3 separate regions of the Homo sapiens genome follow, and regions 1 and 2 are each linked to region 3. The links are chromatin loops, found by intact Hi-C in ENCODE. Cell type or tissue: OCI-LY7. All regions are shown on one strand. Links, peaks and the distances in the headings refer to the core of each region. The heading gives the core; the rest is flanking DNA. Region 1 overlaps PRKCE (protein kinase C epsilon). Region 2 overlaps PRKCE (protein kinase C epsilon). Region 3 overlaps PRKCE (protein kinase C epsilon).

Region 1 (10,605 bases), core at 1,450-9,449, 110 kb before region 3:
CAGCTCACTGGTTTAACATTCCAATACATGTTCTTTTGTTTTGTTTTGTTTTTTGAGACGGAGTTTCACTCTTTTGCCCAGGCTGGAGTGCAGTGGCGCGATCTCGGCTCACTGCAACCTCCGCCTTCCGGTTTCAAGCGATTCTCCTGCCTCAGCGTCCTGAATAGCTGGGATTATGGGCGCCCACCACCACACCCAGCTAATTTTTGTATTTTTAGTAGAGATAGGGTTTCACCATGTTGTCCAGGCTTGTCTCAAACTCCTGACCTCGTGATCTGCCTGCCTCGGCCTCCCAAAGTGCTGGGATTACAAAGGTGAGCCACTGCAACCAGCCCAATACATGTTCTTTTAATTTGTTCATTCTGTGATGACATAGTCTGTTCTTACATTCTTTGAGGAGACCCTGCTTTCAGCTCTCATTTTGAGCAGCTAGCAGTCTAGAACCTCCACTTTTCACTTCCTGGCTTCAGACTCTGGGCAGTGTGCTGGCATCTTGCTATATGCAGGCACACCTTGTTTTATTGCACTTCGCAGATGTTGTGCTTTTTACAGATTGGAAGTTTGTGGCAAGCCTGTGTCAGTCAAGCCTATGGCACCATTTTTCTAATAGCATATGTTCACTTCATGTCTCTGTGTCACATTTTGGTCATTTCTGCAATATTTCAAACTTTTTGGTACAATTACGTTTGTTTGATGTTACTATTATAACTGTTTTGGAGTGGCGTGAATTGCCCCCATATAAGATGGTGAACTTAATTGATAAATGTTGTGTGTGTCCTTACTGCTCCTCCAACTAGCCATTTCCCTGTCTCTCTCCCTCTCCTTCAGCCTCTCTAATTCTCTGAGACAAAATGATATTGAAATCAGGCCACTTAATAACCCTACAATGACCTCTAAGTGTTCCAGTGAAAGGAAGTCTCAGAGCTCTCACTTGAAATCAAAACTAGAAATGATGAAGCTTAGTGAGGAAGGCATGTTGAAAGCTGAGACAGCTGAAAGCTAGGCCTCTTGCACCAGACGGCCAAGTTGTGAATGCAAAGGAAAAGTTCTTGAAGGAAATTAAAAGTATTGCTCCAGTAAATACACGAATAAGAAAGTGAAACAGCCTTACTGCTGATACAGAGAAAGTTTGAGTGGTCTGGATAGAAGATCAAACCAGCCACAACATTCCCTTAAGCCAAAGCCTACTCCAGAGCAAGGCCCTAACTCTCTTTAATTCTATGAAGGTTGACAGGTAAGGAAGCTGCAGAAGAAAAATTGTAAGCTAGCAGAGGCTAGTTTATGACGTTTAAGGAAAGAAGCCATCTCCATAACATAAAAGTGCAAGGTGAAGCAGCAAGTGCTGATGGAGAAGCTGCAGCAGGTTACCCAGAAGATCTAGCTAAGACCGCTGATGAAGGTGGCTACAATAAACAACAGATTTTCAATGTAGATTAGAAGTTGCTATCTAACACTTTCATAGCTAAAGAGAAATCAATACCTGGCTTCAAAGCTTCAAAGGCCAGCCTGTCTCCCTTATTAGGGGCTAACACAGCTGGTGACTTTAAGTTGAAGCCAGTGCTCATTTACCATTCTTTACATTCTTAAGAATTATGCTGATTCTATTCTGCTCGTGCTCTGTCAATGGAATAACAAAGCCTGGATGATAGCACATCTGTTTACAGCATGGTTTACTGAATATTTTAGCCCACCATTGAGACCTGCTCAGAAAAAGATTTCTTTCAAAATGTTACTGTTCATTGACAGTGCACCTAGTCAACCAGGAGTTCTGATGGAGATGTACAAGGAGATTAATGTTGTTTTCATGCCTGCTAATACAACATCTATTCTACAGCCCATGGATCAAGGAGTAATTTTGACTTTGAAGTCTTATTGTTTAAGAAATACATTTCATAAGGCTTTAGCTGCCATAGATATTGATTTCTCTGATGGATTGGGGCAAAGTCAATTGAAAACCTTCTGGAAAGGATTCACCATTCTAGATGCCATTAAGAACACTCACATCTGTAATCCCAGCACTTTGGGAGACCGAGGCGGGCAGATCACGAGGTCAAGAGATCGAGACCATCCTGGCCAACATGGTGAAATTCCATCTCCACTAAAAATATAAAAATTAGCTGGGCGTGGTGGCACGCACCTGTAGTCCCAGCTACTTGGGAGGCTGAGGCAGGATGATCGCTTGAACCCGGGAGGCGGAGGTTGCAGTGAACCGAGATCACATCACTGTACTCTAGCCTCTTGACAGAGTGAGACTCCATCTCAAAAAAAAAACAAAAAACCGCCACCAACAACAAAAAAACCCACATTCATGATGCATGGGAGGAGGTGAAAATTTCAACATTATCAAAAATTTGGAGGAAGTTAATTCCAGCTCCGTGGATGACTTTGTGGGTTTCAGTACTTCAGCTGGGAAAGTCACTGCAGATGTGGTAGAAATAGCAAGAGAACTAGAATTAGAAATGGAGCCTGGCGATGTGACTGGATTGCTGCAGTCTCTTGACCAAACTTGAACGGATGAGGAGTTGCTTCTTAGGGAAAAACAAAGAAAGTGGTTTCTTGAGATAGAATCTATTCCTGGTGAAGATTCTGTGAATAACGTTGAAATGACAACAAAGGATTTAGAATATTACATTCACTGATAAAGCAGCAGCAAGGTTTGAGAGGATTGACTCCAATTTTGACAGAAAATGCCATCAAACAGTGTCACATGCTACAGAGAAATCTTTTGTGAAAGGAAGAGTCCATTATGTGGCAAACTTCATTGTCTTATTTTAAGAAATTGGCATAGCAATTTCTTGCTGTGGGGTTGCCACAGCCACCCTGACCTTCAGCAATCACTACCCTGATCAGTCAGCAGCTGTCAACATCGAGGCACGATTCCCCAGCAGCAAAAAGATTACAACGTGTGCTAAAGGCTCAGATGGTCATTAGCATTTTTCTTAGCAATAAAGCACTTTTCAATTAAAGTATGTACATTTTTAGACATAATTACATCGTACACACAATAGACTACATATAGTGTAAACATAAATTTACGTACACTGGGAAACAAAATATTTTTATGACTTGCTTTATTATAGTTATCTGGAACTGAACCTTCAATATCTCTGATGTATACCTGTACTTTTGATTCTCAGGATACATTCTTCTAAAAAATATTGCTGATTTAAGGGGTCAGATATGTCCTGGGAGCCTGTGGCTACTGATCCTATTGCCTCGGTCATCAGCCCTCCTGTTTTCCTAGGTGACATAGAGGGCTTGTAGGGTGGCTGTAGGGTGGTGGAAAAAGAAGCAGAACTGAATTCCAGGGCTGACTTTGCTGCTTGTTAGCTGGGTGACCTTGGGAAAACCACTTAACCTTTCTGGCCCTTACTTTCCTCATGGGAAATAAGATTAAAAATGTATGCGAAGGCTTAATATTGACAAGCTCTATTGAGTTTGAGATTTGACCTTAGAGTTTTTATTAATAGACCTGCCATTTGCTAAGCAAATTTTCTAGATAAAGATGTATACCTGGATGCATGTCATAGTACAGTCCCTGTTTGCCCAAGGTGAAGTTAATTTTATGTGATGGGGCAGAGTTAATCCTTGTTAGGCAAATGATGCAGTCTTCTCCGGAGTAGAAAACTGTGTAGACAAGAACAGCTTACCTACCTCTTAAGGCCATAGTTATTTATTTAGCATAAACCAAATACATGGTGATAAGGGAGATACAGTAAGATCTTTTGGAAGTCTTTTTATGGAAACTGATGTGTATTGAAGGTAGAAGACAAGCAATGGCGGAATGTTGTGTATGTCCAACCAGTGCACAAAAGTGGGAGTGGGTACCTCTAATGGGAGAGATCACTGGGGGCTTCCCGGAGGACGGGGTTCAAACTCTGCCTAAAGGATAAGGATAAGAGGATTTGGACTAGGAGGGAGGGCATTCCAGGTAGCTTAGAGGATTTGACCAAGCTTTTGTACAACATCTGTCATTCCACCCAGATGTTCTGCTGGCCATCATTTGCTCCCTGATGCCTTTAGTTTCTTGCCATTGCATTGGTTGGACTCTGCTTCTTGACTTCACATTGGGGCATGTGTTTTATTTTATTTTATTTTATTTTTAAGACGGAGTCTCGCTCTGTCACCCAGGCTAGAGTGCAGTGGTGCGATCTCGGCTCACTGTAACCGCTGGCTCCTGGGTTCAAGCGATTCTCCCGCTTCAGCCTCCTGAGTAGCTGGGATTACAGGTGCCCGCCACCACACCCAGCTAATTTTTGTATTTTTAGTAGAGACGGGGTTTCACCATGTTGGTCAGGCTGGTCTCAAACTCCTGACCTCGTGATCTGCCTGCCTCGGCCTCCCAAAGTGCTGAGATTACAGACGTGAGCCACCGGGCCCAGCCAGGGCATGTATTTTTACAGTAAACTCTGGGAAGCCAAGATGGAAAATAAAGCCCTTACTGGCTTAAACCAGGCTGAGGGAGATGGTCTCTTGAGTAAACACCATGCCTCGCTTTCTGTTTAAGCGTATCTTTTCTTTTCAAGCCTGCTCCTTCTGTGTAAGTGTATTTTTCAAAGTGTGACTCCACATCCTTTCAGAAAGTCCTTCGTATCCCATCAAGGGAGTAAGGTGATGGGTGAGAAGCTACTCTAAATAAATTAAGGGTAGTATCTGTTTTGGCTTCAAAGGGCAAAGGATCAAGGTTAGGGCAAGTAGAAATTTCTCCCTCTTGATTTTAAGTGAAATTTTTTATTTTTATTTTTATAAGACCCTAATTGCCTGCTTCATACCTAGAAGGCCAGAAACATTCCTGGATGTTGGACTAGCAAGCCAGAGAACAATCTAAGCAATGCCATTTCACTGGCCCCTTCTTCACCAGAACCCTTCCCCCAATAGTCCCATGCCCAAACACACGCACTCTTCACAGTATCCTCTTGTGCATGCTGCTTGCTTTGAGGGTGGTGCAAGTGCTATTGGGTGTCATTTTATATTACAGTTGTAATGCCCACGTGCCGCTGGAATCTTTGTATCTTAGTCACAGACTTCTAGAGTGTCTGAGCTGGAAGGAACCTTCATTCTCAGCCCCTTGTTTTACAGATGGGGAACTGAAAGCCCCCAGGTTGCCTGACTGTAAGTTGAGGTCTGTCTTCACCAGTTCATGGTTTGTTTTCAGTATCTGAGCAATAACAGCTGCTAATTATTGAGGCCCTGTGCTGAGTGCTTTTCATGCATCATGTCACTTATTTTTCATAACAACTGTATGAGGAAGGTATGACCATCATCTCTCCTTTAAGGTTAGAGAGGTTGAGTAATGTGTTTAGAGTTGGGTGTTGGAGCTGGGTGTTAGCAAAGATTTGAACTCAGTATACGGTGGCACTGGGGCACTGGCTCCTAACTGGTAGGCTGTGCTGCACTGTGTTTGCCAAGTGAGGCTGCCTCTATTCCCACTTCTTCCCTCACTTCCCATCGTCTTTCTTTTTCACTGCCCCACCAGGGATCTTGCTCTCAACTTGCCAAGGTAGGATTCCGACCATGGCTACCATGATGACTTGGAAGCCTGGACTCCAAAGGAAGGAGTTCCAAAGCCTTGATCAATGGAACAGAGGCATTGTCCTTGGGACCCGAAGGAGCTGATACCACGTCACTTATACCAGGATCCTTGCTGGTTAATTCACATAGGGCGGTGGAGGACACAGTGCAGTCTCTGTTTGCACTGGCTTATGGGAGACTGAGCAAGATAGAGTAGAGAGAAAGTAGATGAAAGGTGCCATGAAAGCCATCCTCAGCTCAAGCCTGTGTCTTCTTAGCAGGGGTCATTGCATCCTCTTTATTATCAAAGGGTGTGATCCTAATACGCTTATGAGACAGCCAGTGTAGATGTGATATCAAGCCAGCTCGGCCCTCCCTGGAGCCTCCATCATATGCATCTATGTGTCCCCCTTCATTACTTTCCGATTCCTTTTCCCCCTCCTACAGCAATAGCCTGAAGGATATTTTTAGGCCCCAGTGAGGCTGTGATCACTGACCCTTGGCTTCTGAAAATTTTTACACCGTTTTGAAGGGATGTGCATACTCAGGAATACAGCTATTTTTGAATCTGTACTAGAGATTCTAGGCTGTATCCTCCATGGGGGCTTATTTTTTAAGTTTGAGCAGAAAATATTCCAAGGGACATTGGTAGTGTAATGGATGATGAGCCTGTATGCTGATGCTGATTAGGCCAGAGTGGGTCCAGACTGCTCTGGCCATCCTTGACCGGAGGAAGAACTAGTACGTCCACCTTGCCTCAAGGGGAGCAGATCTGTCAATGGCTCAAAGCCTGGAGTGCAGTTCCTACTAGCTCCACCTGGAGTCTTAAAAGAGGAACAGATCAGCATGGAGGAGATCTTTGGGTCCTGGGCATTTTGCATTTTTTAAGGGTATAGAGTCATACTTTTATAGTTCAACAACATTGACAAGAATGGATGTTTTGAGTCCGTTGGTTAACCTTGGATTTGAAAAGAGGAAGAAAAACAGAAACCACACATTAGCAGGGCAGCACTGAGGTTACAGTCATGTTACCATAGACGCCAGGCTTGAAGAGCCGTTTGGGGACAACAGAGCACAACACTGGAAAAATAAATTTTTTAGAGACAGGGTTCCGCTCTGTCACCCAGACTTGAGTGCAGTGGTGCTCACTGTAACCTCAAGTTTTTGGGCTCAAACAACCCTCCCATCTCAGCCTCCTGGGTAGCTAGGATTACAGGTGTGGGCCACCATACCCAGCTAATTTTTTATTTTTTATTTTTGTAGAGATGGAGTCTTGCTGTGTTGCCCAGGCTGGTCTCAAACTCCTGGCCTCAAGTGATCCTCCTACCTTGGCCTCCCAAAGCTCTGGGATTACAACTGTGAGCCACCAGTTGTAATTTTTTTTTTTTTTTTTTTCCCGAGACAGAGTCTCACCCTGTTGCCCAGGCTCGAGTACAGTGGCACAATCTCGGCTCACTGCGACTTCTGCCTCCTGGGTTCAGGCAATTCTTGTGCCTCAGCCACCTTAGTAGGTGGGATTACAGGTGTGCACCACCACACCTGGCTAATTTTTGTATTTTTAGTACAGACAGGGTTTCACCCCATTGGCCAGGCTGGTCTCAAACTCCTGGCCTTAAGCTATCTACCCGCCTCAGCCTCCCAAAGTGCTAGGATTACAGGTGTGAGCTACCATGCCTGGCAAGCACAACATTTTTAATTTTCAAGAGCTACCAGTTTCTTTTCTGTCTCTGAAGAGACACTTCTCCCAAGGAAATTTCCATTAAAAAATTAATTTTGTGTGTCTGCCCGACAGATCATGGGAGACAGAGTGCTGTTATTTGTAAAACATTTTTAAAAATACATTTTTACCTTTATGGAGCAATGATATTCCTGGATTTATCTAAAAGGAAAATCTGACTGGTGTGGAAGAACAAGTGGAAGCTGTTAATGAAAATTTTGAAGTGAAGGAAATAGGAATGTGGGAATAGTGGGAGCCTGGGTGTTCTCTAACCAGGGAGAACTCTCAGGCAGAAAGTGGCTACTGTGGACAGTTTAGAGACTGGTGAGTTTAGGGCCTGTTGATTTCTGTTATTAGTTAGCATTGGCCTTTGTGTTTAGAGAGGAAGATGGTTATTACAGCTAGTGTCAGGAGAGCAAGGGGTGTCTTAATGGAGTTATGCACAGTTTTTGCCTATGACAACTCAGCCTCTTGGGCTCAGAGCATTCACTTAGACAGAGCAGCTCCATTCCTTGTGGTTTTCTGGTCAGTATTTTAGGACCATCAGTTCTGTGGCTCATGCAGGTGTGATGTATAAATGTCTGGCCTGGGAGAGATGCCAAAAAAGAAGTGGGGAGATGGAGTAAAAATCATTTGTCTGGAGGTTTTTCATTTACTGAGTCTCTTCAGGAAACTGGGAGAAGTTGAGTTTCCTTCCTTAATTCTCAAGTTCATTTTAGACATGAGAGAAAGAGACTCAGAGACATTAAGTGTCTTGGATTTTGTAGTTACTAATGGGGAAACCTAAGCCTGAAAACCAAGAATTTTCTGAATTCCTGGAATTTTTTTTTTTTTTTTTTTTTTTTGAGGCAGGGTCTCACTCTGTTGCCCAGGAAGAAGTGCAGTGGTGCAAACATTGCTCCCTGCAGACTTGACCTCCTAGGCTCAAGTGATGCTCCTACCTCAGCCTCCCAAGTAGCTGGGACCATGGGTGTGTGCCACCACACCTGGCTAGAATTTTTTGTAGAGACAAGGTCTCACCGTGTTACCCAGGCTGGTCTTGAACTCCTGGGCTCAAGGTATCCTCCCAAAGTGCTAGGTTTACAGACATGAACCAGTGTACCTGGCCAATTCCTGGAGCTTTTTACTGCTACAGACTGCCATGTGATTCAAATTAGGCTTTCAGAATGACCTCCTACTCCACAGAACTCCATTTTCACTGTCAGCCACAGTCCTAGAAATTCCACCCTTAGAAAGTCTTTCCTGTAAGTTAAACCTTGTTATGAGTAGTTAAAATACAGATGTCCTAGAGAAGGGCCATACCATCTTATCAGTCATGTGAACCTCAGTATAAATGAAATTTATGAGAGCTTTTTTTTGGAACAGACTGTCATTGGAGAGGGAGGAAAGAATATGGGGGCCCTGGACATCCTAGGGCAGGCAAAGGGCTCCATGTCGGGAGGCTAGGGACAGACATGTCTCAGGGACTCAGGTTTTTCTATAGGTGAGCCCTGAATGCCATTTTAAGTACATTCTACCCAGGTTGTTAGTGTTAAAATATTTGGATATGTTGAGGTTCTTCATATGTTAGTATCAACTCACAGGGCAGATTTATGTTTCAGAGTACCTATCATATAACCAGGAGCTTACTAAATAATGAAATACAGTATTATTGGTCATTACCTGTATTAAATAGGTTTATTCATCCATTGATATCCACCTTTTTGAAAAAAGGTTTGAAGTCAGTCTATAATATATATTATATGTTTTACTTATAGCTTACTTTGGGCAGTAGTAGTAGTGGTAACAATAATCATTATAATATCTTAGATGCTGCTTCCTCCAGGAAGTCTTCCCGGATCCTCCAAATCCAGCTACACATAGCTTTCTATGTGCATCTGTAGTGTGTTGCCTGCACCTTCCTCAGCCAGCACCTAACACACTATTTGGTATTTTCCTATTTGTTTATCTGTCTCTTTCACTATCTTTCTCAAATAAGATTCCTCATCTGACCACAGAACAACAACAACAACAAAAAACCGACATGAGTGAACTGTTTTCTGAGTTCTCCTAAAGATGGTACATGATTGGTAATTTTAGATAAACAGGAGAGAAGTTAAATCGTTATAATTAATGGATGTCCTAGATCAAGGGTCGACGACTTTCTTTAAAGGATCAGAGAGTAAATATTTTTAGCTTTGCGGGCCACAGAGTCTCTGCGAAAACAACTTGGCTCTACCATTGTAGTGCAAAAGCAGCCATAGACAATACAAATAAACAAATTTATTTATAAACAAAGGCAGTGACTGAGATTTGGCCCTGGGGCTGCGGTTTACTGGTGATCCCTGTGGCTTAGGGCTTGAGAGTTTACTCCTCTCTCAGAAGCTGGCTGAGGAGGTATCAGACTGACTGCATGTGAGCTTGATGCAGGCAGAGATTCTGACTTGCTTCCCACCTTTCCCCTGGTGGCTGGCCCTGTCCTGGTACACAGTAACTGCTCAACAAATATTAGCTCTTGTTCATTCATTCATTCAACAAGAATTTGTTGAGTGCCTGTTGTGAGCCAGGCATGATTCGAGGAGCTTGGGATATGTGAGCACAGAAAACAGATAAGGTCTCTGTCCTCATGGAGCTCACATTTTAGCAAGGGAAGACAAATAATACGCAAGAAACAGTAAATCATAAATGGTGGGGTATGTGATAAGATGATAAAGGCCACGGAAAAAGAGACATTACTAAGCAAGGTAAGGGGCATTGGAATTCCCTGGGGAGGTGCGGAGTGGCCAGGTTGGGGTGTTATGTGGGCTGGTCAGCACTGGCCTCGTTGAGAGGGTGAGGTTTGAGCAAAGACTTGAAGGAGGTCATGGAGTCAGCCTAGTGGCTGGCCTGAAATGCCCTCTCTCCTCCCTCTCACCGTCTCCACTATCAGCTTTCTTTCTACGCAGCTAAGAGTCTCTCTTCCCCCAAAGTCGTGTAGTAGGAAGCGCTCGGGGCTTCAAGGGACCTGGATTCCAGGCATGGCTCTGCTGGTGACCTCGGTGGGCTCTTTCTGCTCTGCAAGTCATAAGGCCACTTGGGGCCTGCTGGCCCCTGCCTTCTCAGAACAACGATTTTGCTTTGAGCCTGTGCACATGGCATTCATTGTGTAGCAGTTTCATGGGGTGGTCTTAGCTTCAAGGAAAACCTCCTGGAAGGCAGGGGCCATCTCACACTTTTTATATCTGCTGTATAGCAGGTGGCACCATGTGGGCTGCGCAGTTGAGGCTGGGTAATTATGAAGTGCAGTCCAGTGGAAAACATTAAACCCTGGGCTGGGTGCGGTGGCTCACGCCTGTAATCCCAGCACTTTGGGAGTCCGAGGCAGGTGGATCATGAGGTCAATAGATTGAGACCATCCT
Region 2 (10,605 bases), core at 1,618-9,617, 59 kb before region 3:
AGATGTGAGTTGAGCATCTGCCACATGCTCAGCACCATTTAGGGTGAAGTTGTGGGTTCTAAGGAGCAAGCTCTGCATGGGGAAGGTGGTCAGGGAGTGTATCTCGGGGAAGAGGAGCAGGGGCTGAAGAGGACAAGGTGTCCTCCTCCCATTCTTAGCATGGAAAGGCATGCTGCATGAACCCTGAGACTATGTGCTGTACCCGTGACACCCTATTGAGCCCCTGTTTGTCATTGTTTAGGTGTTTAGACTGGCCCGAATGGAGTGGTGATGGCAGGTGGCTGGGCCGTGTATGACTGGGAAGGCTTTCTGGGAGAAGTGCACCGTCCTGCCCTGGAAGGCAAGAGCCCTACCTAATAACTTCCTTCTGGCTGCTCTGCTCCTTCCCCTTCAGGATTCCTTAGGCACTGGCTGCATAGCCCCTCCGAGGGGCTTTTGAGCAGGACCTCTCAGGGTGGGTCTTTGAAGGTCATAAACCCAAGAAGATCCATGTTGGCTCCTGGGACCCACAGTCTTCCAACTCTGCTCTCTGATGTCACTGTCCCCAGGAGAAGGGTCACCCAGGCTACAGGAGGGTGAGGCCTTTTGGGAGTGGTGGCCGAGGAGACCTGGATTCAGGCTTGTTTCTGGCCAGCTGTGTGACATTGAGTGGAGATGATGATGGCCGAAGTAGTGACAGACACTATTCATTGAGCCTGGCCCTGTGCTAAGCACTTGACAGACATCAACTCATCTGCTACTCACAGCAGCTCTGTAAGGGAGGTGCTGTCATCCTCCTTGTGCAGACGAAGAAGCCAAAGCTGATGGAACTCCTGGGCATCAAGAGGTAGGGTTGAGATTCACACCTGCTCTTGCTGACTCCAAAGGCCTTGTGCTAATGATTAGGCCACACTGCCTCCCCAGTTATTACTCCTGGGCCTCCCTTCTCACTGTGTAATTGGGACTTGAATTGACTGTTTGGGAGCATTCTAGAATTCCAGTGAGAGGTGTCCCCAAGTAGGCCTTGGCCTGGGGAAAGACGATGCTTCAGAAATGGCAGGGAGGAGCAGGCCCAAGTTACAGAGCCCCTGTTTGCCCCACAGCAGCCTGTGGGCTGCTTCTCACCTCCTTCCTCCCCTGGCCATCCAGAGTGGCCTGCTCTGCTAGAAGCCCACGAAGTATACCCTGGGGCTCCTGTACCTACGGCTGCCAGGCCTTGGGTAAGGTGCCCTGGGCAGCTGCCCAAGGCTGCCCTCCTCGTGGAGCAGGCCTTCAGCAAACATCCCTGCTGAGCGATGCTCTTGCTCGGTGCTGTCCGCTGCTGTCATCCCGTGGCTGCTGCTGTCTGCCACATCAGGTTAGAAGTAGAAATTTCCTTCTAGACCCCAGAGTCCTCCCCTCCCCCGCTGCTGCTGTTCATCTTGGGGGACCCACCCTTTGTTGGTAGGACCTCCCTTGGAGAGATGGGGGCTGGAGGGAGCCAGGGACTTGTCATCCTGGGAGTTCCAGGGCTGGGCTTGGCTGGGACATGTTGGGCTGACCACCCCTGTGGTCAGGGCCTGCGACTGGTGAGGTTCTAAGGCCTCCCCTCTCTCAGCAGCTGCTTCACAGCCTCACGGGAGGTGATCGGACACCAGCCTGGCAGGGCAGCCTCATCTCATCTTCTGTAGCTCCCAGCCTTCCACTGTGGAAGTGCTCACTAAATAGGTGTTGAACGGAGGTGTGAACCCAGGATGAGGCAGAGTCCCGTCAGAGGCCTGTACAGGCAAACTCAGCATCAGCACGGCTTTAGAGACCGAGTGCCCGCTTTTTCTCTCTTTTTGATAAATTCTCTTCCCTCCCTGTCTCTCCTGTCTCCTTTCCATCATGCCAAAGCACCCCATGCCTTGGGGAAAGCTGAATGCCAGGAATCGGGTGGCTTTTGGTGTGACTGTACAGAGCAGGCAGCCTGTGGGGTAGGGTTGCACTGAGAGGGGTATTCTGAAGCCACAGGCCCAGGGAGACAGACAGGCTGTGGTCTGTGAGACTACCTGATTTCCCACCTTGCCTTCTGATAGATGAATCAAGCCGGGACGCCCAGTCACCCTGACTTTGACTCTTTCCTGGAGGGACCCACCCAAGCTGCACATTCCCAGGGCCAGTGCACCCTTTCCCGTGTGCCTGGGAGTCTCAGTCCTGCTCCTCCCATTCCTGAGTTCGTCTCCAAGTCCAGGGTATCACTGTGACCCGAGGAAGCCCAGTGACACGGTCCCAGCAAGGGTGTGGTGAAGGAAGTTGTTTTTCTTAATGGTAAACAGGATAGTAAAATGACAATAGCAGCGTAGACACTTCTCAGTTATTTACAAGTGGATTCCTCTGCCTTCTGGATGATCTCCTCCCCACGGTTGAATTGGTTCCCAAGGGGGGCCTTGAGGAAGGAACAAAGATTACTGAGACTGTATTACATGTCAGGTGTCGTGGCAGGCACTTTACGTAATTGCCCCTCAAGCCCCATTGTCCATGTTTATATCTCATTTGCTCATAAGGAACTAAGGCTCTTGGACTTTATTAAATAAGTTTCCTGTGGTCATTTGGTTAAAAAGTGCCCTCACCAGGCCATCTCACTCCATGAGTTACTGTCTTCCTGCTCCGTGAGTGTGCCCCGTGTGCATGTACACAAGTGTATGCGGAAAGGGCACAAGGGAAGGTGGACTCCACGCAGTCCGCCCGTTCTCATGCTTCATGCAGTGCTCACAGCATTTGAGGCTCATGAAATTCTCCCACCAGCAAGAGCTTATTCATACTGCCTTTGAATTTCTGGGGCCATTTTAAATCAAAGAGCCCCCAAACATTTCCATAGAGTTGTTTTCAACTTATTTTCATACCTCCCTGGAAGATGGAAAGTGGGAGCTGAAACTATTGCAAACTAGGAAACTTAGGGCCCAAGAAGAGAATAAATCCAGAATCTGACCCCTTCTCTTCATTTCCACTACCCTGGTCTGAGCCTCTGCCTTCTCCTACCAGGGAACTTGCAGTCACCTCCTAATGGGTCTCTCGGCTTCCACCCTTGAGCTTCCTGCTGCCTCAGCCAGCATGATCCTCGGGTTACGTTATTCTTCTGCTCAGAATCCCACAGTGGGCTCTCATCATGGGTGAAAATCCTTAAAACAGCCTACAAGGCCACACATGGTCTGTACCCCACCCCTGCTTCTCCGGCCTCATTGTGCATTTTTCTCTCCCAACTCCTCCCACTGGCCTCCTTGCATCCCTGAGACTTACTAGGCATCCCCTTGTTGTCTTGGCCATTCCCTCTGCCTGGATCACTTTTGATCACTGAAACCCCACTTCAAATCTTTGTTGTAATGTGCCCACAATAAGGCATACCCTGAATACTCTACTTAAAACCGCAATGCCCTTCCCCCATCCTGATCTCCTTACCCCATGCTATTTATTCTGTAGTGCAGAGTATGTACTTATCACATTCTGAAAGATCATATAATTTACTTATGGAGTTGAAGAGATTTAGAATTCTGCCTTTCAGTAAAATTAGACAATGAATTCTGTGCATAACATGGGTTGAATAGCAAAGCTTCTGAGAAAAGGCGACCTGATGAACACCCTCCTTAAACTCTCCTCACTTTCTGAGCCATCCCTTTGGCATTTTCCTTGAGGTCAGGGATCAGACATCATTACTTGAATCCCCTACGAGTTTCGGCTTTTCTGCTGGTACACACTCAGTAGGCGTTGGTGGACTTGAGAGGAACTGAAATTGCCACTGCTCCTGAAGAGAACAAATAACCAGGAACTTGCAGATTAAAGGATGAAGGTAGATTTTTTTAGGGTGTCCTAATAAACGGACCAAGCCCAGAATCTCACCCACATGATCTTGCAGGCTTTTGCTCAAGGGACTTTGATCTTAAGCTCAGTATTTTCCAGTAGGTGGTCTGCTCGCAAACTTATTTGCTTTTAATCAAGACCTGCCTGTGAGAACTATTAATTCAGATGATCTAATCAAAACCACACAGGAGGCTTTAATGATGCTACTCTGCCCCTGCTTCTCCCCCTCCCTCCACCATGACACTCTGATTCCGTTTAAAGAAGCCCAAATGTGGTTTCAGGGCCTTGGAGAAAACTGCTGGAGGAAGGCCAGCCTCACAGCCTTTTGTCATGTATGCCTCTGGTTCTTTTCTGACTAGAACTCTCCAAGCAAACTCATTTGAAGAGTCCACAGACCATTCTTCCTTCTGATCTGTGTATCTTCTCTCAAGGAATCACCCCAGCCTTAATATGAAAGTTATCATTTTTTTTTTGATATAACTAAAAACCCCTTAGAAGCAGTATGGCCTAGTGAGAGGAGTGCAGGGTCTCATGGCTTGCTGACTGACAGGCTGTGTGGGTCTTGGAAGAATAACGTGAGTTCCCAGAACATCAGTTTGCTCATCTGCAAAATGGGGAATTACAGTCCACAATTAATAATTCACTCGACATTTGGAATATGTATTATAAGGGAAAGCATAGGGTGTTATGAAAGCATGAAATAGTGGGATCTAACCTTGTTGAAACAGGCAGAGTGGGACTGGGGGTTGTCAGGGACAACTTTCTTGAGAAGGTAAGTTTGAGATGGGTGTTGATAGAGGGTGAGTTTTAAGTAGGCCGAGTCAGCACCTTGGTCCCCCTTCCTTTATATTCATGTACCAGCTTGATCTCCTGGGGAAATGTGAGAAGTGTTCTGGAGAAGCATGGAGGTTTAGAGCCACCGTGAACCTCAGAGCACATTATGTAGCCCACCCTGTCTGCCCTCACTCTTCTCAGTATTGCCAATGAAGGCAGTGGCGCCCACGAGCTAATGTGACTTCCTCATACCCCTCAGCTGATGAGCAACAGAGCTGGGACTACAGGACATAGCCATCTTTGTCCCTATTATGTGCCAGACATACGTCTAGCACCCTGCGTACTTGATATTGAATCTGCACTAGCAACTCTATGCAGTACGTATTATTATTACTTCTTGTTTACAGATGAGGAAACAGAGGCCCCGGGAGGGTAGGCACCCCTGTAAAGGTCATACGGTTCGGGAAAGAGTCAGGATTTGGATTCAGCCTGACTGCACAGCCCCCACACTCCTAATCACAGCATTGTCCTTCCCCCTGCCAGAAACTTGGTTTGCAGTATTTCTACTGAAACGTGACATTTTACCTGCCCTCATGGAGGTATGATCTTTTTGGAGAGAAAAGATAGCAACAATTCAACACAGACACCACACCAAAGGTTCTTGAGATGGAACAGAATGCAGGCCCCAGGGACTCAAAGTCATTTTTCAGCATGGGAAGACTTGGCACCGAGTCTGTATCACAGGATGAGCAGGGCTGTGCAGAGAAAACCCAGAGGACTGGAGGGTGGGCTTTGGGAGGAGCAAGTCAATTTATCTCTTGGGCTTCATTTTCCTCATTGGGAGCATTGAGGAAGAGTAAGGGTGGGAGGGAGGGGTGGGTTGGCAAATGTTTTCCCAAGTCCCTGGGGTTGGTGGGTGGAGTTTAAGCCAATTGCTGATGGCTTTGCCACCAGGTGGCAAAGTTTAGACTTTGTCTAGAAGAAGTGGGGAGCCATGAGGGGTTTTGAGCAGTGGGACATGAAAGTATTGCTTTGGGAAGTTGGAATCCAGGAGGCTTTTATCTTCCAGTCTTGCTTCTCTGGAGACTGATGTCCCAAGAGAACATGCCTGGCCGCTTAGCTCCGTGGAGTTTATGCTCTGGGAGACCCTGATGGGGAGATCCTCATTTCGACTGGTCACATTAATACTACTTTTCGAGTGTGAAAGGTTGAGTCAAGGTTTGGACTTCTGGCAGGTTCTCGCCTTTGGCTGGTGTTCCGCCTTTGAGATGGTCCCACTACTTTCACTCAGCGTCCCTACCCCACACACATCTCCCCCTCTACACAGACACTAAGGGCTCCTCATGGGGTTTCATTATTGGTTTTTAGCGGATGTTCCTCTAACTCGGTGCATTTCCTCAAGCCAACGTCTATTCCACTATCATGGGGAAATTAATATAGAAATTTCCTCCTTTGTATCATCAATTTCAGAGGATGTATGTTCCCGGCTGATGGCCCTCCCCTCTATTTGCATAACAGCAGGTAAACAATACTGCCACCTAGTGGGAGCTCAAGGTGTGACCTTCGGAGCTCCTCCTCCTGACCCCGGGACATTATTTCTATTACTGTTAATATTTAAACTAATGGGCAGTTCTGAGCTCAGTGCTCTTCCCAGTGAGTGGATCCACGTGGATTTTCACGTCTCCTTCTCATTCTCTTAAAACTTGGAGTTACAAGTGTCAGAGAAGCTGTTTTGTGTACGCAGAACGATTGAAACAGGTGCAGGGAGTTTTACCTACTTTACTTTGACTTTTGCTCACAGCAGTCCAGGTAGGTAACTGGATTCCCGTTTTATACGTGAGGAAACCCAGGCTCAGTAAGATTAAGTAACTTGGAACTTTACTGAGCACCTAACGTGCCCAACTACGTCCTGGACTACCTAGGTAGTATGGGGATTGTGGCCTGTTTTCCTCTAAGAATGCGCTGTCCAGACACAGTGGCAAGGCGTAGTTAGCTCCTGGCCAACTTGTAGAGGAGAGGAGAGACCCTTGCACACTGCAGTAGTGCAGCAAGACTGCTTGGATGGAAGAAGTGGGTCTGGAGCTAGGATTCGAAAGGTGGCATGGGAAGAGAATGTTTGGCGGATGAAGGCACAGAGGCGGCGCTAGTGCTAGGGATGTCCGGGGGCGAGGAAAGACTTGCTGATCTTGGGCTGTGCCAGGTGTTGTGGGTTGAGGGGTCTGGGATACAGAGCCTGCGAGAGCTAGGTTGAGAGCTCCAGGGAGTCACTGCGACTACTTCCTTGCTCCATTTGTGAACTGAGAAGTAAGACTCGTTTGATGGACGAAATTTAAATAATGCAGAAATATATTAAAGTAAAAAAAAAAAAAAAAGAGAAAATCTCCTACCAGGCCTATTCTCCCCCAGAAAACATGATTAATAGTTAAACGTTTGGGGTACATGCTTTCAGAAGATTTTCTTTGCCTGTATATAGATATATATGTCTATTCAAGTATATAAAAATTAATACATGCATATGTAGTGTGATTTATTTTAATAGGGTTATGTTTTAACTATTATTTTATAATTTCCTTGTCATCAAAAATTCAAAAATATATCACAGTCATCTTTTAACTTAAACCTTTTACTATGGAAAATTTTAAACATATGCAAACCTAGAACAGTATAATAAATCTCCCTCAGCTTCAACATTTATCAATACATAATCAATTTTGTTTTCTCCCTACCTCACTCCATAGGTTCTCCTGAACTGGATTATTTTAAATAAAGCTCCAGACATCATACATTGCATCTGTAAATACATCTGTATCGATCTCAAAGACACTTTTAAAACATATATAACCACAGTGCCATTATCACATTAAAGAAACCTGTATTCTTTCATATCATCAAATAGCTAATTAGTGTTCAAATTTTTCCACTTGTCTCATAAACTTTGAACAGCTGATGTGCTTGAATGATGATTCAAATAAGGTCTATACGTTGCATTTGAGTGCTGTTTTTTATGTCTCATTCCATTCATAGATTTCTACTCCCTCCTTTTTCTTTTTTTGTTTTTGCCATTTCTTTTTTTGTTGAAGAAACTAGTCATTGTCCTGTAAAGTTTCCCACATTTTGGATTTTGCTGATTGTATTCCCATGGTGTCTTTTAACCTGTTCCTCTGGCCCTATATTCCTTGTAAACTGGTAATGAGTTCTAGGTGCTTGAGCAGAATTAGATTTGATTTCTTGGCATAAAGATGGGAGCTTCTTAGGCAGGAGAATGAGGCGACCAAGAGCCAGAGTGGTGGGATTGAAGAAAGAAGGACACATCTCACTGGCCTCCCCAAGCAATCCCTTTCACTTGTCTTTCGAGGCACATGTGAGAGACAAAGGGGGCACCCCAAACCTCTGTAGGGTTGGCCTCAGGGATGCTCAGTTTCCAGGGGGTCACATCTCAGAGCCTTCCATGGGTGGCCCACCCAATCCCACCATCTGGTCAGCCAGGGTTGCTCAGTAACTTGTTCTCATGATGAGTGGAAGTCATAGCTTCCTCCTCTCATTGTGGTTTCACATTTGCTTTCTTCCCTTCTTATAACATGTTTCTATTTTCTAAAATATCACAAAAATGCTGTCTTTCCAATTCTCAGCTAGCTCATCCCGTTGACACTGCTGAGCCACTGAGGACAGCTTAACTGTCTCAGCTCAGAGCCAGGAAAAATTTGGACAGTGTTTGCAGAAATTGCCAGGGCTCGTGAAATGCTTTACATATTGTATCACAAGCTCCTGAGGAAGAATCACTTAATTTAGAAATCAAATGACTAGGCCGGGCATAGTGGCTCAAGGCTGTAATCCCAGCACTTTGGGAGGCTGAGGCGGGAGGATCACTTGAGCCCAGGAGTTCAAGACCAGCCTGGGCAACATACGGAGACCCCCCCATCTCTACAAAATAATAATAAAAAAAAAAGCCTGGTGTGGAGTATGTCTGTGATCCCAGCTGCTTGGGAGGTTGAGGTGGGAGGATTGCTTGAGCCCATGAGGTTGAGGCTGCAGTGAGCCGTGATCGCACCATTGCATTCCGGCATGGGTGACAGAGCATGACCCTGTCTCAAAACCAAAAAGAAATCAAATTACTACCTCTGACTCCTGCTTACCACCCTATCGCAGGGAGTCCAACCTCAGCCCTGTTTTTCTTAAATGATCATATTCAGTTCTTCAGTATCTTTGATTAGTCTCCCCTCCCCCTACCTTAATGACAATTTGTTTGTTATTTTCTATTAATCAAAATTTGCAGTTGCAAGTGTCAGAGGGGCTGTTCTGCATACAGGCAGAACCTTTGAAACAGGTGCAGGGAGCTTTACTCAGAACAAGAGATGCTCATCACCAGCAGCTGATGCAGGGCCTCCACCCGCGCCCGCCCCCCGGCCCCCGACATGATATTGGAACAGCTACATCTGATAATGTAGTTTGCTGTGTGGTCTGATCTCTGTGAAATATTTGCTTTTCTTTAGGCTTTCAGAAATATTCAAAATAGCTTCTCATTATCACTTTCCTAAACTCCTGTGGTGTCTAGGACACCACAGTGCGGGGTTACTTCTGTTAGTTATTAGAATCATCAATTTCATTGCTAGAGGGGACCACAGAAGCCACCCTGGTCCAGGGTCCTGCCTCATCCATCCCTCTTCAGTCTACTCACTTGAAAAACAAATTACCTGAATCCTAGACAGGTTACATCCTTTCTCAGGACCAATAGATAATAAATGGAGGTGAGGTTTGAGCCTCGTTTTTGGTTATGAGTTTTATCAAAATTATTTTATTTTTAAATAATTCATCTACAGAGAGAAGAAAGCTCAAATTAAGGGCCAGCCTTCATAGATGCAGTCCGTGAAAGTGTTTCTCCTTAAGTCTGTCTTGTAAACTCTTCGGAGCTGAGCTAAGAAAGGGATACTTTCTCAACTCCAAGCTATCAGTGCTTTACCAAGCCTCCTCTCGTCCAGGCCCATCTTCCGACTTGACCCCAGCAAGTGCCCATTTCCTGGGAATGAATGTTGATTTTAGAGACTGTCCTTAGGTTTTTTCAGGGAGGCAGTATGGTGTCACAACACAAACCCCAGACAGACTTGGGTTCTAATCCCAAGTCCCCACTTGATTAGCGAGGTGGTGTTGGGTTAGTCACTTCGATTCTGATCCTCCATTTCCTTATCTTTAAAATAGGCCGAGAGTCCCCATCCCAGGTTATTCCTGACTGTGCATCTCCAGCCGGTGACATATCCCACACGCGTCATAAATGGTTGCTATTGTTCCTGTGGGAAGGCAGAGTTGAATCTAGCCTCTAGGGAAAAGAGGATGGGCAAGACCTAAGATAGAAAGCCAGTGTTTCCAAGATAATGTACCCTTGTGTTTGACCCTCAGATTTGGGAAAGATGGTTGTTTTTTATGAACTGTCCACTTTTCTTCCTCACCAGCTAGAAACTGAGTTGAGATAATCAACCCTCTGTCAAACAATCTATACACACACACAACTATATATATATACACACACATACACACACACACTCACACACACACACCCAGAAAAGGGGAAAAATACTCAGCAAAGCTCTATCCACATGTTGGCATGTGATTTCTGGAACTTTGTCAGCCAGTTTTCTCGTGTCTGAATCCAGAAAGCAAACTGGGTTGGAGACAGTTCACGAGAAACATCCCCTCAGATGACCTACTCAGGTACTTCCTCTATATTATTTCATTACTTTTTTGTCCTGATGAATTTTGCTCTTACAGTTTCAAGATAATCAATTTATTTTCATGCGCCTTCCCCGTCCAAATTGGATTATGAATATAAATAGCCATGTGCTGGCCCCAGTGGCCAGTGTGCACTCCCAGGCTGGTGCTTGGCAGACTGGGTCCTGGGGAAGGCTTGGGCTGTTTGTTTATTTTCAATTGAAGCTCTAAATGCTGGAATGACTTCCAGCTCCTTTACGCACAGCCATCTCAAAACTCCCTTTGTTCCCTGGTTGCAGAGGCCAAATACTCAGGGTTTTCTTTAGCTATGGTAAG
Region 3 (10,605 bases), core at 763-8,762:
GCTGGGATTACAGGCGTGAGCCACCGCACCCGGCCAAGGAGCAACTTTTTATCATTCATGCAGTATGGGCTCCATGACAGCTCACAACGTGTTCTTTCTACAGATCTCCCAGAGCTCAGGCTGTCTGTGGGGCAGCCTGCCAGGCCTCAAGGTACCTATTGGAAGCATTGGGTCTCCACTTGGAGAACCCGGCTTTAACGCACACTCCTCTTCTGCAAATTGTGAGGATGCGCGCAAGTTATTTAAATTCCTAAGCCTCAGTTTTGTCACCCATCAAATGGTTAAGAACAACAATATTGCCTTCTTCACATAGGTAACACATGTAGAGTATTCAATAAAGGGTGCTTATGAGAGTTGTGATTATTAGTATTCATAACATAGTCTCTCTTTTGAAGAACTCAGAAAGATGGAAACAAATGATCGTGTCTTGGCTTTCAAAGGGAGTCAAGAACTGAATATCAGCCCGGTGTGGTGGCTCATGCCTGTAATCCCAGCACTTTGGGAGGCCGAGGTGGAAGGATCTCTTGAGGGCAGGAGTTCAAGACCAGCCTGGGCAACATGGCAAAAAAAAAAAAAAAGAAAAGAAAAGAAAGAAAAAATAACTGAATATTTTTTGTGAGCAGCCATTGATAAAAGTTCTATTAGGTTGTGATACTACAGGGACAGAAAATTTCCTGATATGAAGATAATTTTTCTGGTTACAAATTCCTGAGTTCCTGACCGAGCTTGCCTCTGTTTCACATGGATTCATTCAGTTCCACTTAGAGTCTTTATTGAATACCTATCTCAATCCCAGCCCTGAATCAAGAGCTGTGGAATCCTCAAAAGAAAGACATGGCTTAGCAGGAGAGGTGCTCACAGTCTAGGTGGGAAATAGCAATCATAATGACCTGGCAGCTAATATTTACAGGAAGTTGTGTGCCAGACAGTTTCAAGTGCTCCACCATCTCCTCGAATCCTCCCAACACTCTGAAGCAGGTCCTGCTGACATTCAACTTGTAAGATGAGGAAATCAAAATAAGCACCACAGAGCTTTAAACAGGCAGAACTGGGATTGGAACCCGGGTAGGCTAGCTTCAAAACCTTTACTTTCAATCTCTGAGATATATTGACTTAGTGTAAGAAATAGGAAATGTAAGATAAAGCACACACATTCAAATATACCTAGTGATAGGGACCATTGCAAATCAAAATGCAAAATGTGAAATGCAAAGTGCAGATCGGCAGTGGATTATCTGCTTCAGAATGCTTGGGTAGGTGGCTACATTTCTGCTATTAGTGCTCACCTACCTCTTCTTAGGATATACAGTCATGTACTGCCATTTCTCTCAAAGTAGACAGGCAGACTGTGCTGTGAGCAGATGATGCTCTGTACCCTTACACACTCTCCACATTAGTTTAGGCACTTTTGGATGTTTTCTCAGCTCAAGAAAGCATTTATGTATACATAGAGTTATTCGTTTTTAGCTACCTCTGTCATCAGAGGGAGCCAGCTCTCTGGGGCCATTTCTGAGCCTGCTAAAAAAGAGGAAGTAGGTGCTAACTTGAGCCTACTCCATTTGTGGTGTGTTGAGAGCTAAGATCTGTAACGTGGGCCTCTGGTCCAGCCAACAAGAGTTTCACAAGAAGATAATGGCTGCTGCTAACTTGGTTCCCAGTGACCTGGCTACGGGTGATGAGAATGCAGTGTTTCAGCCAGTTTTGAGGGGTGTTTATTTAAGGTGTGTCTGGCAACTGAAGCAAGCTGTAGTCTGGGGGATTGGAGATTATAAACAGCCAGTGCAGTGAAAAGGGACATTTTATTTTTTTAAATGGGTAGTAACTTAAATTTTTAACAAGTTAGCTCAGAACACAATTTTGTAAATGGGCGTAGAATAAAGAATAAGGCCTCCTTTCCTGATTTCTGGTTTGCTCCTCCTGTCATGTCCATCTCTTGAGTCAGCTCTTGCCTTTTGCTGATTAAGACTCCTTCTGGAGATAAGGACGTATGTGCAGATCACGTGTGCGCATGTGTGTATGTGTGTGTGTGTGTGTGTGTGTACACCCACATGCTCCCCCATTGTATTCACACAGCAACACAACATCATGAACTTACGGTGTGTTGCTTTATCCCCCCTCCACTTAATGTATCACAGAGCTAGTTCCCTATCAGTTGGTACATTTAGATCTTTTTCAGTCTTTTTTAGGACTCGCATGGTGATCTACCATATGATGTACCATAATTTATTTAAGCAGTCTCCTATTCATGGACATTTAGGTCATTAAGTTCATTAAAAGGCTTTCTATAACATTTGGTCTAATTATCTTGTTTTATATATGAGGAAGTTCAGATCCACAAACACACAGACAGATTTAAATAATTCAGCAGACTCTCAAACCTACATTTTGGATGTGTTTATCTTGCTATTATTGTATTTTGATCACAGGAGACAGGAGAAGGTGGCTCAGCTGTGTGCCTGTGAGTGTGTTTGCACACGTGGGTGGGTGTGTGAATGTGCACGCCTACACAGGTAGGTGTACATTATGTTGTTTCACAGATGTGCTGTTGAAAAACTCTGAATGAGTCCTTTTATTTTTAAAAATGGAATATGAAATTTTAAATGCTCCGAGGGTGGGAATAGGATTTGTTATTTAAAGGAAACTTGTGGAGGAATCCTTATGCGAAATAAATCGTTTTTTTCCATTTTTAAAAACTGCTTCATTGAGGTATAATTTACATACAATTAAGTGCATTCATTTTAAGTGTAGGCTTGATTTGTCCCACCCAATGTCTACATTCATGGAGCAGCCACCACAATCAGGATAGAGAAAACTCCCGTCACCCAGGACGTTCCCCTGTGTCTCCTGGCATTCACTGGCCACTTCCAGCTCCAGGGAATCACAGATGTGCTTTTTTGTTATTGTAGGTTTGTTTTGCCCGTTCTAGAACATCGTAGAAGTGGAATGCTATGGTATATACTCTTTAATGTTTGGCTTCTTTCACATAGCATCCATGTTGTTGCATGTATCGGTAGTATATTTGTTTTTTTTTTTTTTTTTAAGAGACAGGATCTCACCTAGGCTGGAGTGCAGTTGTGAAATCATAGCTCACTGCAGCCTCAAACTCCCAGGTTCAAGCCATTCTCCTGCCTCAGCCTCCCAAGTACCTGGGACTGTAGGCATGCACCACCATGCTCAGCTATTTTTTTTTCTTATTTTTTGTAGAGAGAAGGTCTCAGTATGTTGTACAGGCTGGTCTTGAACTCCTGGCTTGAAGCGATCCTCCTGCCTCAGCTTCCCAAAGTGTTGGGATTACAGGGGTGAGCCACCGTGCCCGGTCCTCATTCTTTTTTATTGCTAAGTAACATTCCATTACATGGATGTAGCATGGTTTGCTTATTCATTTACCTGTTGTTGGACATTTGGGACATTTCCAGTTTTGGGCTGTTAGGAATGAAGCTGCTGTGAACATTTCTGTATAGTAGATGGCTTCCCCAGTAAATCATCTCCACAACTCAGCGTACAGATCCAGTTTTTTAATATATTGAAGTAGTATAAGCTAAGGCCATGCATTCAATAAGCCAACATGTAGAAATCTGTATTGAATCCCTCCCATGTGCGGGACAGACAGGGTCCTGCTTTGCAGGGATGTACACTGAAGCCTGCATGTCTTTGCACTGCAGTGGAAGCTGTTTGAGAAAAACGATCTGCCCCTCCCCTTATTTTATGAAAGTAAGTGCTATTATAAGCCCATTAACAGAATAGAATCTTGAACATATTTGATTACATGTGTACTCTCTGCTTTTTGACCAGTCACTGCACACTACCAATAGAGCAAGTAGCAAATTTTACCCCAAATGAAGAGTCTTTAATTAGCTGCTAACTTCAAAATCAGCACCCCGCAGCTGCTGCTGAGTTGCTCATTGTATTGCCTCAATGCTTTCTGCTTTCCAAATGCAGAGCTGGGAGGACACCTGCTGCCTGAATGTCCCCTGCTCTGTCCAGCTGGCCTCTCCCATGCCAGGTGGGTCTGGGGATGGTAGTGTGCCTGCGGTGCCTCCAGGGGAGAGGGGGCATCAGTGAAGGGGTACAGGACTTGGGCAGTGGGCCCCCTGCTTTGGGAACCAGTCCCCCAGTCTTCTGTCCTGATGGTTCCCCGTCTGCCTCCTCCTTTCTCACTCTCCACCCTCCTCCAAGTAAAAAAGAAAAAGACACAGCAGTAGATTATCTAGGACCTTACTGGTGGAACAAGGGCAGTGCAAGCCTTCCCTTGTCCTTCTCATCCTTTCTGGATTCATCTTTTTCAGACCCTGTCCCTGTTGCCCTTTTGCCTCTCTCCACGCCTTTGTGCCTGACAGCAGATGGGAAGGGAAGTGAAACTCGAATTGGGCCTGTGTGACCTTTGTGGGCTGTCCCAAGGAAAGGTTTGCTTAGACATCTCAGGCAAAAGTTGAACCTATGGTTAGGAAGCTTGACTTTGTATATTAGACCTCCCTTCCCTTGAAGCCAATAACCCCCAACATGTAGGTGTACAGATAACCTGTGGATCACGGGGGGCTGACAGCAGCACATCAGCCAGCAGCCTGGAGATCAGCATAGGTGGAGTCCTCTTGATTTTGCTGTTGTGGTTGTCAGAACTCCTGCTGGGCAGGTGTGGTGTCGAGGAAGAAACATGAGACTGAGAAACAGGAGTTGAGGGAGCAAGTTCTTTTATTTTTTTAAGACGGAGTCTTGCTCTGTTGCCTAGGCTGGAGTGCAGTGGTGCGATCTTGCCTCACTGCAGCCTCCGCCTCCCAGGTTCAAGCGATTCTCCTGCCTCAGTCTCCAGAATAGCTGGGACTACAGGTGCATGCCTCCACACCCAGCTAATTTTTATATTTTTAGTAGAGACGGAGTTTCACCATACTGGCCAGGGTGGTGTCAAACTCCTCACCTCAAGTGGTCCACCTGCCTCAGTCTACTAAAGTGCTGGGATTATAGGCATGAGCCACCACGCCCAGTCTAGGGAGCACGTTCTGATTCTGCCAGTCCGGCTCCAGGGGTCTCATGCACAGACATAGGTGTGAATGGCACCTCCTGGGGTTGTGCAGCTGGTGTGATCTCACTAGCACACTGCATGATATAATGGCCACCTATCTTCCTTAACCCCAGCTTTCTCAGATTCTCAACAGCACTAATAATACTGTTACCACGCCTGTAATCCCAGCACTCTGTGAGGCTGAGGTGGGAGGAAGGTTTGGGCCCAGGAGTTTCAGGCTGCAGCCATGACGGCACCACTTCACTCCAGCCTGGGGCACAGAGCGAGACTCTGTCTCAAAAATTTTTTTTGAAAATAACAAAACTCGCTACCTTACAGATTAATTGTGAGAAATGAATAAATGAATGCGTATGAGGGGCTTTGTAAACGGCTGAGCACCACCCCAAAAAAGTCCCTAACTTTTGGCTTTTCTAAGATTGCCTTTTTAGGGCTTGATGTGGGTTGGGCTCTTCCCCATTGCCAAGTTCCTAATTCACATGAGAGGCACTCTCATTGCTGCCCAGACCTCCCCTCAGAGCACCATGGGGTGGTCAAGGTGTCTGAGGTATTGCTGTGCCTTCCAGGTCTGCCTGGGGAAGCCAGTGACACCTGAAAAGGGGAATGAGCCCACTCTGGGGACGGGAGGGTTGAAGGAAGGAGACTGCACCTCGGACTGGATTGTCAGAGGAGGCTCAGTTGGCCAGGCAGGGCTGGGGTTGTGAGCATGACTTGCAAGCTCTGTTGACCTCTCCTCTGTGCCCCAGGCTGACCTGGGTGAGAATTCTGGCTGAAAGCTCTCTAAGCCTGTTTTTTCATCAGAAAAGTAGAGAATATTGCTGTCTCACAGGAGATTAGATGAACTAATGCAGGTAAGGTGCCAACATGGCGTCAGAGGCACAGTAGGTGTCATTGCCCTTCTTTCATGAGTACCACACGTCCTCCCGATGCCCCCGAATACCCTGGGTATAGCCCTTCCTGCCCCGGGTTTCCCCCAGAAAGGGTGCATACAATACTCTTACCTTGGATTTTAAAGTACAATACTCTTACCTTAGTTAAAAAAAAATGTTTTCAGAGACAGGATCTCACTTGTCACCCAGACTGCAGTGCAGTGGCGCATTGCAGCCTGGATCTCCTGGGCTCAAGCAATCCTCCTGCCTCTGCCTCCCAAGTAGCTGGGACTACAGCTGCCTGCCACCACACCTGACCTTTAGCTCTTTATTTGATATTCACAACAACACTGTAAAGTCATCAAATGTCCTGGAATTACATGTAACAATACCAACTTTGTTGAGGAAAGTTTGTTATAGTAGAAATAACATTGGACTAAGAAGCAGAAGACTTGCCTTTTTCATGATAACTGCACCAATGATGACTATTTTATGCCGGTGCCTTTGCTAAGCACTGTGCATAGATTATCTCATTTAATCTCACAGCAGCCCCATTTCACTGACAAGCAGGCTGAGGCATACAGAGGGTAGCTGCTTGCTTCAGGCCACAAGGCCGCTAAGTTTGCTCTTACCCACCACGTGCAGAGTGTCTCCTGGGTGCTTAGTTAAAAAAAAAATTTTTTTTTTTAACTAAGGTAAGGTGCCAAGTGCTTTGCATGTATGTTTCATGGAATTTTCATGACAACCCATTTCACGGATGAAGAGGCTGAGAGGCTCAGGAAGAGTAAATAATTGCCTGAGGTCACTCAGCTGATAAAGGACAAAATGGATTCTGCCCTGATTTGACACCAAAGTCTGTGTTTGTCTCCCCCAGTTTGACTGCCTTGCTTCTGGCCCGTGCTGGAGGGGTAGCCAAGGCACCGTAGTGTGAAAGAGAATCATAGTCAAAGAAAATAGAAATAGTAGCTGGGAAGATGTGTTAAGTTGGGATATGAGGTCCAAGGAGGTTTGATAAATTAGGTTGCATCTGGGAGAACTGGGAGGAGCCTGGTGCAAAGAAGAGGCTCAGAACTAACCCTGGGAATGGCTGGGAGGAGGTAGCGAGTCTGCTTTTGTGTCACGCCAGCTGCCTGGTGCCAATGCAGACTGACAGCTTGCAGGGTTGTGCAGGGCTGGGCACTTACATTGCATCATTATCTGGACCATGTAATCGTGAGCAGAATTTATGATTAAACTAATTCAGCGGTGAAGTTGTGCCACACTCTTCACCATCTTTTATACTTGGTGACCCCTCCAGTCGTTGAAGACCCACCACCTTGGATGGATTCTCAGAGCTTCCTCGCTTGGCTAGCTGGGGCTTGGCTGGCGATCTGCGGCCATCTGCTCATGCTGCAAAGCTCTTTGTTGCTTTTGGCATGTTTAATAGCTTAATTTCTATTTTTCTGTTTGGAAATGCAGTTCACCAGCACGGAGGCTGCAGTGGGTGCTAAAATGCTTTCTGATTGCTATCTTGAATGTTAATATCCGAATACATTTTATCATAAATGACCTGTCCTCCCTGCCACGAGTTCTCACTCCCCTTTTGCAAAGATGGGCATGGTGCCTGCCTTTGGATAGGCCCCGAAGCCCATCTCATTCCTTTGCTCTCTCCCTCCCTGCTTTACACAGATAGCATTGTACTTTGCCAATAAAGTCCACAGTCGTGGGAAATCTTTGAGTTGGAGGATATGAGAAAGAGTTTCATTTTGCCGGCAGGGTTTAATAGGGATGATCTAATCTCTAAAAGGCATACATTATTTAAATTCCATGCTTTTAGGCAAGAGGGCCCCTGATATTTTTGACTTTTGTCAGGGAGAAGATTCTGGTTTGGCTCTATTCAGCAGAGCCGACTGTTGGTTTTCCTGTTTGTCATTCGCTGCAGGGGCTGGTGAGGGTCAGCACTAGTGGTGAGAATTCTGGAGAACATTTTCTTTACCCAGAAACTTAAAATCATGGACTCTTGGGGAGAAAGGAATGAGAAAAGGCAGCATGCGGAATTACCAGTTTGTTATTTGGTTCCCATCTGGATTTAAAACCGAAGATCCCAAACTCAGGTGAGCAGCTCCCCCGGGGTGCCCAGGGGGCAATGCAGGCCTGCTCGTGGCACTCCCTCACTCCTGTGCCGACGGAGCACCTCAGCTATCACCAGGGGCCTCTCCCACGAGGCACTGAAGAGTCTTGTGGGTGAAAATGAAATTTTGAGGGAAACCTTAAGCTCTCTCAACCATTAGAGGCTGAGTCAGGCAACAAGATGGGGTCAGGAGTGACTCTGGGAGCCTCCTGGATTGTGTGTGGGGTGAGACGTTGGGAGAGTTTGGAGAACACCATTCCAGCTGGTCGCTTTGTCTCATGGGGACATGTGGTGCTCATGGTATAGCTGCCTCATCTTTCCTCTACCCTTTTTCAAATGTCATTTTAGTAGAGATGACATGCCTGCCTTCCTTCCTGGGGACAGAGCCTTGGGAGGGTGAATGTTCCCAGAATAGACTCTGGAAGTTCTGAACACAGAGCCTTTTCCCACCTCCACGAGTGTGTGCTGGGTGTTTCCTAAGAGACAGTGAGCTACGAACTAGGGATGCAAATCTGGTTATCATACTTTCTGTCTATCAGGACAGAGAGGTAGATGGACAATGTATTACAACTTAATAGGAGCTGTATTAGTCAGTGTTCTCTAGAGGGACAGAATCAATAGGATATATGTATATATGAAGGGGAGTTTATTAGGAGAATTGACTCACACGATCACAAGGTGAAGTCCCACAATAGGCCGTCTGCACGCTGAGGAGCAAGGAAGCCAGTCCGTGTCCGAAAACCTGAAAAGTAGGAAAGCCGACAGGGCAGCCTTCAGTATGTGGCTGAAGGCCCAAGAGCCCCTGGCAAACCACTGGTGTAAGTCCAAGAGTCCAAAAGCTGAAAAACTTGGGGTCTGATGTTTGAGGGCAAAAAGCATCCAGCACAAGAGAAAGATGAAGGCTGGAAAACTCAGCAAGCCTAGTCTTTCAAACTTCTTCTGCCTGCTTTATTCTAGCCACGCTGGCAGCTGATTAGATGGTGCCCACCCAGATTGAGAATGGATCTGCCTCTCCCAGTCCACTGGCTCAAATATTAATCTCCTTTGGCAGCACCCTCACAGACACACCCAGTAACAATGCTTTGCATCCTTCAGTCCAATCAAGTTGACACTCAATATTAACCATCGCAGGAGCCATGAGTAAGATGTGTCTGGTGTATTGTGGGAACACAGATGAGGGGCTAATTAATTCTGACTGGGCATATCTGGATAGATTTCAGAGAGGAGGTGATAATTGACCTTGACTTTGAAGGAGGAGGAGATATCCACTAGACTGACTGTTCTGAAGTAATTCTTGCTAAATGCTTGCCTGCTCTTTGCTGGGGACAGTGAAAAAGGAAAAGGAGGGGGATAGTGGTTCCTGCCCTCAAGATATTCACAGCTTGTTGGGGAGAGAGCCTGGCACTATGAACCAATGAAAGCTCTGTGTAGACAGATGGGATTGTGGAGGCGGAGAGGCTAGCAGGGGGACTTGGTGATCCAGGGTTTCCAGAGTTACTACTCTCTTATAGAGAGAACACAGTTTCTGTAAGGATAGTTCAGTCCTTGCAAAGATGTCTTTAACTACAAGAGGCCCAGCCCTCTGGCTTTTGTCTCACCCAATTATTTCACCACCTTGTCTCTGTATATTATAAGTAGTTAGCTGGATTTGAGGTGGGGAGGGAGGAAGTGAGGGTGCCTGTGCTGTTTCTTACGCCTTGCATACCTTCCCTTCCCTCTTCCCTTCCGTCTTCTACACTGATTTCAGGTTCGTCAGATACTTTATCAGTTCTTCTCTGTCCTTCATCATTAAGCTGGATTCAGCATTGTTCCCCATTTTTTAACTCCACAATGAGATGATAAACGCCATAAAAGCAGGAGTAGTGTCTTCCTGCTTCTCTTATTTCCCCTGGGAGCAGTTTCTGTGGTATAAAGAACATGGGTTTCTCAAGACAGGCTTGGCATTGAATCTCAGCATTACCACTTACCTTGGAATTTGGGCACAATTTCCATATCTGTAAAATGGGATAACATAGGGCTTTCTCAACCTCAACATCATTGATGACATTTGGGGCTGAATGATTCTTTGTTGCGAGGGGTCATCCTGTGCACTGTAGAATGTTTAATGGTATCTCTGGCCTCCACCCACTAGCTGCCAGAAGCAGCACTCTCTCTCTCTCCAATCATGGCAAAACTGCCTCCAGATGTTTGCCAAGCATCCCCTGTGTAGCAAAATTGCCCCCAGTTGAGAACCACTGGGATGGTGCTACCTATGGGGTATGCATCAGTCCTCCCAGGTCTGCATCTCACCTAGCACTCAACACATTGTAGGTTGGTGAATTACATGGAGCTGTGTCTCTAGGTTTTAGCAGTTTGGGGTAGAAATGTTGTGGAACTCTTAGGTTGCCCACACAATGCACTAACAGAGTCACTGTCATTTTCTTAATTGCAGATTGATCTGGAGCCAGAAGGAAGAGTGTATGTGATCATCGATCTCTCAGGGTCGTCGGGTGAAGGTAGGAGAGCGTGACTTCTCATCCCTGTTTTCTTCCATTGGCCCTTTGCCTTCTGGGTCTCTTCTTTCCCCCCCTTGGCCGGAACACATTATAGTGACATTTAATTAATTGGCATCC

What was found. A loop is a pair of places that touch in the nucleus more often than their neighbours do. Peaks named below come from ENCODE experiments on the same cell type or tissue, not always from the same donor. Only the 100,000 strongest peaks of a DNase experiment are listed, where the experiment ranks them.
Region 1: it touches region 3 in a loop (5-fold over the local background); 3 of 110 quality-filtered maps call a loop at or near these places.
Region 2: it touches region 3 in a loop (4-fold over the local background); 6 of 110 quality-filtered maps call a loop at or near these places.

The regions. Positions count from the first base shown.
Region 1 is chr2:45,723,569-45,734,173 of GRCh38, forward strand. The region is part of intron 1 of PRKCE (protein kinase C epsilon); the gene reads left to right. Among named protein-coding and RNA genes, the nearest start is that of PRKCE-AS1, 53 kb to the left of the region's middle. RefSeq lists enhancers at 6,169-6,248, 6,629-6,768, 9,229-9,736. In OCI-LY7, for the core only: CTCF peaks have their summits at 6,331 (motif pointing left) and 6,530; DNase peaks (open chromatin) are centred at 5,123, 5,713 and 6,463; H3K4me3 peaks cover 3,017 bases; H3K27ac peaks cover 5,579 bases.
Region 2 is chr2:45,772,679-45,783,283 of GRCh38, forward strand. All of the region lies in intron 1 of PRKCE (protein kinase C epsilon), which reads left to right. Among named protein-coding and RNA genes, the nearest start is that of PRKCE-AS1, 100 kb to the left of the region's middle. RefSeq lists an enhancer at 5,952-6,246 and a silencer at 6,028-6,117. In OCI-LY7, for the core only: CTCF peaks have their summits at 6,113 (motif pointing left) and 6,335; a DNase peak (open chromatin) is centred at 6,083.
Region 3 is chr2:45,832,576-45,843,180 of GRCh38, forward strand. PRKCE (protein kinase C epsilon) reads left to right here. Exons shown (of 15, transcript NM_005400.3): 2 at 10,425-10,488. Among named protein-coding and RNA genes, the nearest start is that of PRKCE-AS1, 160 kb to the left of the region's middle. RefSeq lists enhancers at 1,316-1,465, 1,516-1,625, 3,495-4,020, 4,562-4,631 and a silencer at 8,197-8,316. In OCI-LY7, for the core only: CTCF peaks have their summits at 3,970 and 4,175; DNase peaks (open chromatin) are centred at 926, 1,536, 3,896 and 4,376; H3K4me3 peaks cover 3,834 bases; H3K27ac peaks cover 5,298 bases.